Linked DNA regions of Homo sapiens: regions 2 and 3 are each linked to region 1. The links are chromatin loops, found by intact Hi-C in ENCODE. Cell type or tissue: CD14-positive monocyte. All regions are shown on one strand. Region 1 overlaps LAMP5 (lysosomal associated membrane protein family member 5). Region 2 overlaps PAK5 (p21 (RAC1) activated kinase 5). Region 3 overlaps PLCB4 (phospholipase C beta 4).

What was found. A loop is a pair of places that touch in the nucleus more often than their neighbours do. Peaks named below come from ENCODE experiments on the same cell type or tissue, not always from the same donor. Only the 100,000 strongest peaks of a DNase experiment are listed, where the experiment ranks them.
Region 2: a loop joins it to region 1, with 2.0 times the contacts of the local background. A loop is called at or near these places in 4 of 110 quality-filtered maps.
Region 3: it touches region 1 in a loop (2.1-fold over the local background); 2 of 110 quality-filtered maps call a loop at or near these places.

What each region holds. Positions count from the first base shown.
Region 1 is chr20:9,522,797-9,525,296 of GRCh38, forward strand. The region is part of intron 5 of LAMP5 (lysosomal associated membrane protein family member 5); the gene reads left to right. Among named protein-coding and RNA genes, the nearest start is that of LAMP5-AS1, 9.0 kb to the left of the region's middle. In CD14-positive monocyte, no CTCF peak of the experiment used is centred here; a DNase peak (open chromatin) is centred at 1,025.
Region 2 is chr20:9,608,546-9,611,045 of GRCh38, forward strand. All of the region lies in intron 3 of PAK5 (p21 (RAC1) activated kinase 5), which reads right to left. Among named protein-coding and RNA genes, the nearest start is that of LAMP5-AS1, 95 kb to the left of the region's middle. In CD14-positive monocyte, CTCF peaks have their summits at 1,519 (motif pointing left) and 1,718; a DNase peak (open chromatin) is centred at 1,536; H3K27me3 peaks cover 500 bases.
Region 3 is chr20:9,473,964-9,476,463 of GRCh38, forward strand. All of the region lies in intron 38 of PLCB4 (phospholipase C beta 4), which reads left to right. Among named protein-coding and RNA genes, the nearest start is that of LAMP5, 39 kb to the right of the region's middle. In CD14-positive monocyte, no CTCF peak of the experiment used is centred here; no DNase peak of the experiment used is centred here.

The DNA.
Region 1 (2,500 bases):
TGGACAGTGTCTGTGTCCACTACACCTAGGTACTGGGATATAAGAACATTTTCTGCCACACTGAAACTTTCAGTCTAGTGGGATAGGGTGTATACAATGCATGTCATGTTCCTGGCATACAGTGGCATCAAACAATACTTGCACTTATAATTTTTTTCTTCTCTAATACTTAAATCTTTTTTTTTTTTTTTTTTTTTTGAGATGGGAGTCAAGGCTGGCCTTGAACTCCTGGGCATAAGCAATCTTCCCACTTCAGCCTCCCAAGTAGCTGGGTGGTGATGCCACTGTGCCTAGCAAATGCTTACATCTTGATGAGGGTATCAGCTTGTCTGCAGTCAAAGGTCTCCAAAGCCCACTCATCTTAACAGCTTCTCAGTATACAAAATATATTTTGCTGATGTTATAGGAGTCCAGGGCCAGCACAGGGAACATATGGAAAGAGCGTCAAACCCTTTCTCTATCTTGCCCTGCCAAACAACAGGAGAAGCACAGCCAGCAGAAAGCTTGCCCACCTCTTCAAACAGTTTCAGTCCATGGTGCTAGGAGAGCCTGAGGAAGCAGAGAGCTTGCCTCTGCTTCCCATTGCCTATCCCAATGCCATTCATTGGGGGTGCAATGAAGCGCTCTTGTAGTTTATCTCAGGGAGTCAATATAATTTTTAAATGCTGTCATGAAATAAAACACATATCTAGCAACCAGCACCTAAGATAAATTATGATTTTAGTGGGTACACTTGGGTTAAGAGTTGAGGAGACTTTTGTTGGCAACTGGCAGCTGGCAACAGATTATGCATTTATTGTTTGTTTTGTCTTCATCTGGTTCTTTCCAATGATGAGGCTGGTTTTTGTCTCTTCCAGCCACAAGCCACTTACCCTGTTGTGTGTACTCTAGAGCCCTGAGTCCACCAAGAGCAAAGGCATGAGGGATCCTAAGTCCTGTGGAGGTGGATAGGGAGTCAGGGGTTCAGGGAGGTCTGAAGCCAGATGTAGTCCGGGCTAAGCCAACAGATGCTCTTCTCCCTGGCGGAAGTCAGAGGCCTTCCTTGTTTTGTAATCTGTGGGTTGCATAATCAGTTTACAATACAAGATTTTTACCCTGGGGTATATATAGTTTATAGATAGAATTCAGAGGAAAAAATTTATATCTTTATTTTCACTAACTTCTGATTAATATTTAGCATTTTCTTTGTTTATAAATGAAGGTGACAGACCACAGTAATATTAGCAGTACCCGTGACTGTCACCAATAGAAATCATAGGTATTTTCATCTCACTTTAGTTTGTGCAGATCTTGCAAAGTAACATTTATGCTTCTCACTGCTTTATAATCATGGCCAACATATATGTGTTCCAATAAGGAAATACATATATTGCTGTATCTGAAATTCTTTTAAAAATATTTGATGGCTGAATTTCACTTTCCCTTGTAATTGTATGTATTTTATTTTTTATTCATTCATAAACATTATTCCGAGAAGGGGTCCTTAGTTTTATTATACTTGCACAAAAAAGATTACAACCTTTTCTTAGTAGGTCATGAGCAGCATTGTTTTAAATGAAACAGAATAGAATAGAGCATAAATTATTAGATGCATAAAGCAAGGATAACTATTGTTTGTCAAACTTCTGCTTTAGTTCTCTGCATGTACATATGCTCTAAGCTGCCATGTAAAATATTGTTTTTTTTTTTTTCCCGTGGGTCATAGGCAGAGATTAAAAGCACTGTCTTAAGCCTGAAAGAGAAAAGCGTGCCCTGCTTTTATGGGTTCATAATCCCTCATCTAAAACCCAGATCGAACTAAAAAAAAAAAAAAAAAAAAACAAACAAAAAAAACCTTGGTGCTAGATGGTTTTCAGAATTCAGAATATTTTAGACTTTAGGAAGACTATACAGTGCACAATTTATATATTACATAAGACCATGGAAGAGTCAGGGCAGCCCCATGCAATCAAACATATTAATATATCTGTTTCCTGCGGTGAAACATGTGAAACGTCATACTAAGTAGGATGACTGAAAACTACAAGCAGCCTCACATTAGACAAAGTCAGGTTTTGCTGCCAAACAAGTGATTACAAAGTACTTTTGGTTTTCAGAGCTTTGTGGATTTTGAAACAGTGGATGAGAGAGTGGGCTCAGGAATTCCTTTTTATTTGACCACTTACTGATTAGGGGTTGGTAAGTGCAGGATTTGGTAGTAGCTATGATACTTTTTGACATCTTCATAGTTGATATCCTCTTTATATTGCCCTTTCCTGTGGTGTGATTAATTCTATTTTTTTTTCCTAAAGCAACAAAAGATAATCGTCTGAGAAATAAATCATGATAGCATTCTAAGCATATTGTCTTTCTCTTTCTTTACCATACTATATCATCTTTTCTCTAATTTTCTTAAAGAATGGGATGTGAGACATTCTTTTTTATTATCAATTTAGAAATAATACTTTTGGTACTTGAGCTCCAAAGACTCCCATATTTAAAAGAAGTACACAGAAGACTT
Region 2 (2,500 bases), 86 kb after region 1:
AAGTGATGTCTTTTAATTTGACTTTCAATCTTGTTTTCAAAATCAGAGGAAAAATATTTTAAATATCAAATATCTTCTCTGCATGAGCAGACAGGGTATTTTTAAGAGAAAAATGTGTGTGCAATGTGCACATATTCTGAAATTAAAAGCAAGTTAATAGGGGGATTCTAAAATGAATTAATTTATAGGAAGCTGCTGAAACACTATTTGAATCATTTAGATTAAATGTGCTTTACTAGACAGATCCACTTCTACTGTGTTCTATTATCAGCAGTAGATTGGCCCTGACAGCCCTAATAAATTAAACTGTCCAGCTGCTGCTCCTTCATCTATCTGATGCAGCTGGTGATGGCAACAAGAATAAAAGAAGAGAAAAGGAAAACCTTAGAAATGAAGGATCTTCAACATGATGAAGAATAAAGCAACGTATCTGCAGATTTCGTGAATTAGTGATGCCTCTTCACCAAGTTGTACTTATTGTCGGGAACATATGAATTCAACCCCCTGGTGGAAGGGCTCAGGATGAGAGAACCGCTTCTCTTTGCAGTCAGACACCTGGGCTTTGTGTAACAAGGCATTGGCAACCACATGATGCTGGGTGGGAAGGGGAAAGCACTTTACACAGCCTCTCTAGTAATGAAGACAGACTTGCCTTTGCCTCCCCAGGCCCAGTTCAGTGGCTGTAATTTGCAAGCTGATGAGTTGGCTTTCAGGTAGAGTCACAGCCAAGAGAATGAGTCAAATGAAGACATCACCTGCAGTTGCAACCCCGTTTGTCCTGCCCTAAGCAACTGAGCTAGTGCCACCACTTTCCAGATTGATGAAAATCAAAGTATCACAGTTTAACCTCGCATAGGTGCCCACATATCCAGGTCGAGGGCAAAACATAAGTGTGAAAACACTGACAATTTCCAGGCAAAGACACTCAAGGGGACAGAGCAGGCCGAGATGCAAACTCTTCCTTTCCTTCTGCAAGGCCTGCGTTTATGGTGGGGGTCACATGGAGCAAATGAGTCCACCAAAGGCACAGTCCTGGAGTTCTGCTGCCAACCCTCAGCCACCAGTGGTCAAAGCCATCAGAGGCAGGAACATGAGGGTGTTTTTGCATTTGGGCACTGGCCATACTATCCTGGAAGATTTTACACCAGCAACACAAAACATTAAAAATGACTATAAATTTTGACAAATTTTCAATTTTAGGAATTTGGAAACTTTGGCCTGTATATTAGTCGGTGGAACTTTAGCATAGACATTATGTCTTCCTGTTTAAAATTCAAATGGATCCTCAAAAATGGTTCCAAATGGAGTGGAAAGAAATCCAGACAGGACAGATGGATATGTAACACTCTAAATCCATTCTATGGAAGGTCTGTAATCAGCCTGTGACGGTAGAAGTAAGTGCCAAATGGTACTTTTCCTTTGAGGTAACCAAGTGTAGTAGCTTTTGTTTTGTTTTGTTTTAAATAAGACACAGCCTTTGTTTTCTAAGAACAACACACAAAGGAATTAAAAACGACTCAAGCCTGCCCCCTGGTGTGAAGATAGATAAAAGCAACCGCAAGGTCTTAAAGTCATCTTCCTGAAAGTATCTTGGTGAGAGCTGAAATCACACCGCCATACGCAAAGCCGAATGTATATAATTGGCTAATAAACTTCACAGTTATTTTTATATTGAATGTCTTCAGAATTGGTATAGCCACTATGGAAGGCATCAAAGAAATGGAAGAATTAGCTTGCATCCTCCAGATAATCATTACTAAACACTTCCCTTGCATGCTGCCCCTAGGTAGAGCTTGAATGTGGCCTTGCACAGTAAGCCTGTACTGGCAGCTATCTCTGTTGTGTTTCTCTGGAATTCTAAAACAAAACTGCTGGGCATGGGGTTTTGATGTGGTTCCATCCCATGACTGTAGACCGATTCTGCATGGTGCAGTGTGCTTGCAGCATTATTACTTAAGATCATATATATTAATATATTTAGCCAAATAGCAAACAAGGGATGTACCTGATGCTTGAATTAACAAATAGGCAAATATAAGATGTCGGCATGTGCAAAAGATCCTAAGGCATTTCCTTTTTGGTCTTTGTAGCAGACTCTGTTGACAGGCTACATAGATGCGCTTGGATTTCTTTAACTGTTCTGGCGTGTCCCTCCCTCGGCATCTGTGTGCTTTGTTTCTAATGGTCTGTGCCCGTAATTTATTGCTGTCATTTGAATGTATGTGTCCCTCCACATTTCACAGGTTGGGAGTGAAATCCCAGTGTGAGGTGGGGCTGTCAGGAGGTGGCTATGTCATGAATGAGATTAGTGCCCTTATAAAAGGTTAAGGGAGCTAGGTGGGCCCATTTCCCCTCCATCTCTTCTGCCACGAGAGGACATGGCCTTTGCCCCTTTTGGCCTTTTTGTCCTTCAGTGCTCATTCAAATGGACATCTCGGAAGCAGACTGTGCCCTCACCAGACGCAAAACCTGCTAGCACCTTGATCCTAGACTTCCAGCC
Region 3 (2,500 bases), 49 kb before region 1:
ATCCCAGCACTTTGAGAGGCCGAGGAGGGTGGATCAGGAGGTCAGGAGATCGAGACCATCCTGGCCAACATGGTGAAGCCCCGTCTCTACTAAAAATACAAAAATTAGCCGGGCCTGGTGGCATGCACCTGTAGTCCCAGCTACTCAGTTGGCTGAAGCAGGAAAATCACTTGAACCCAAGAGGCGGAGGTTGCAGTGAGCCGAGATCGCACCACTGCACTCCAGCCTGAGCGACAGAGTGACTCCATCTCAAAAAAAAAAAAAAAGGAGTTACCCAAACACCAACTGTTTAGTTAGGCCAATGGGCATATACCAGCACCAAGGTAAATGTATTTTTATCTGGTGCATAGTACAGGTGGGCACCTTTCCAAATGGGCTACAGCCCATCAGCCTTCTACAGTAACCTTTAATTAATGGAAATCCCTCTAGTTCCTATGGCAACAAGACCCTCAGTTATCATTTACATTTCAGACTCTCTCAGTTCAAATGTTATTCTTTAGGTGTAGTTGGTATAGAAGTTATTATTCCTAGGTAATTCAATTTAGAAACGGAGAGGTTTTGATGAAATATGTACTTGTGCCACATTATTCCTTCCTGTTTTCTCCCATCTATAAAACAATCCTATTTAAGGAATACTTTTTTCCAGAGTAAATGACTCCCCTTGAAGAATACTTAAGTAGGAATTATACTAAAAAGTACCTTTGAGAAAGTAAAAATAAAATAAAATAAAATAAAATAAAATCTTTTTTGTATGGCAATTGGGTAACAGATAAATCTGACTTCTAGTTTCAGATTCTTTACTTTTTGGTGGACAGAAATTTTATTCATCAACATACTTCCTAGTTATGTTTCCCATTTCCTTTTCAGCTAAGTGCTTCTATTCATAAGCAAGTCCACTCCAAGGGGACAATACATGGTTATTGTCCCACAGGTACAATTCATTTGACCAACTCATAAACACATCACATTCTGGTACAAGTTACCTAGCTTATGTTTTTGCTCTTAAAGCACTTCTCAGAAAGTGCTCCTGGGGGAAATATGGGAATATGAGTAAGGATAAAGTCACCATCTCCAAAGCTTTAGAAGCCACTTCAGTGATTCAACAATGGGTAGGGATAAGGATGCCTTGGAGAAGGTTTTTAAAAATTCTCCCTAGAGGAAGGGCACAGTGAAAGGTAAGGCACAGTTATGTGTTAGTTAACTAAATTAAGAAACTACTTGGAAATTAATTGTGTTGCTTAGCAACAAGTTTGACTAAAGAATGTAAATGTGCTCAGAATTACTCATCACTACAATAGTGGTGTATGCCAGAGCTAGAGAAAACAGTCATCTTGTGTCGCTAGCTTTGGAGCCGAAGTACATAATTTTTAAAAATCAGTTTGAGCTTTTATCCTAACACATGGCTAATTCAAGCCACACCAGAGTTCTTGCATTAAACTGCTAGATTAGTGATAGCTGTATTGATTAGATTGTATTGGGAGGGTGCTGGCTTTTTGTTGCAGAAATTCAAATATGTCTTTTAAGGTCTACCACCCACAACTGACACTTTGAGTCACAAAAGCTTGGGAAAGCATAGAACATGAAAAGGCTTGAGACCTGATAAAGATTTAATGAGATTCAAGGAAAAGACATTCAAGATATCATACTGATGCTTCTGGCAAGCAAAGAATTTGGACTTGAGTTTCTGTGTTAAGCTTTGCTTTAGAAATATGGCCTGTTCAATTGCAAATTCAATCCCAGATCTTTCTAGTATACATTTTTTGGCATTTAAGGGTGAGAAAGCTCTCAATTCACAGTTACTCTGTATGGTACAACACTGTCATGGGCACAGTGCAAAAGATACAGTGACTTCATTTCTTTCCTCATAAAAAGGCAAGGTCTGGAACTATATAGTATAACTGCCTTCATAACCAGGTAAACATTTCATCAGCAAGAACAGTTCTTTGTCTCCAGACAATGCAAACTTCTACAACAATCTTCTAAATAATTGTTAAATCCCAAGACATTTTTTCTAAGCCAGAGATAAATGTAAACATTCTCCCATAGTATTTCCCTCAAAGGTTTCTTTCTGTTCTCCTGTGACCCTACTCCTAATCGGTGTCCCAAATCTCCCCTTCCAAAGCAAGGCCTGGAATGGATTCAGTCCATTAGCTAAACCAGTGTTGGGGGCACTGGCAGAAACAAACCAGGCGTCAGTATGTTTTGGTCCTGATTCTGGATCCTCACCTTCTAGGTTATTTGTAAGCCACTTTATGTCCTTGCCTACTTGGTCAGCCAACTATTCACTTAACACTCTGAAGGTTGGGGATGTTTTTCCTACTTGAGTTTTTTCATAGACTTCCCAGCTACACAGTATATCTCATCTGTCTTGACATGTACCATTTCAAACATTAACGACTCCATTACTGTCACACACTCGAGTCTCAAAAATTGATTTTTATCATCAATCCTATCATTTAATAAAGAGAGGTAAAAGGTTTTGCTTAAAGGCCAGGTTCTC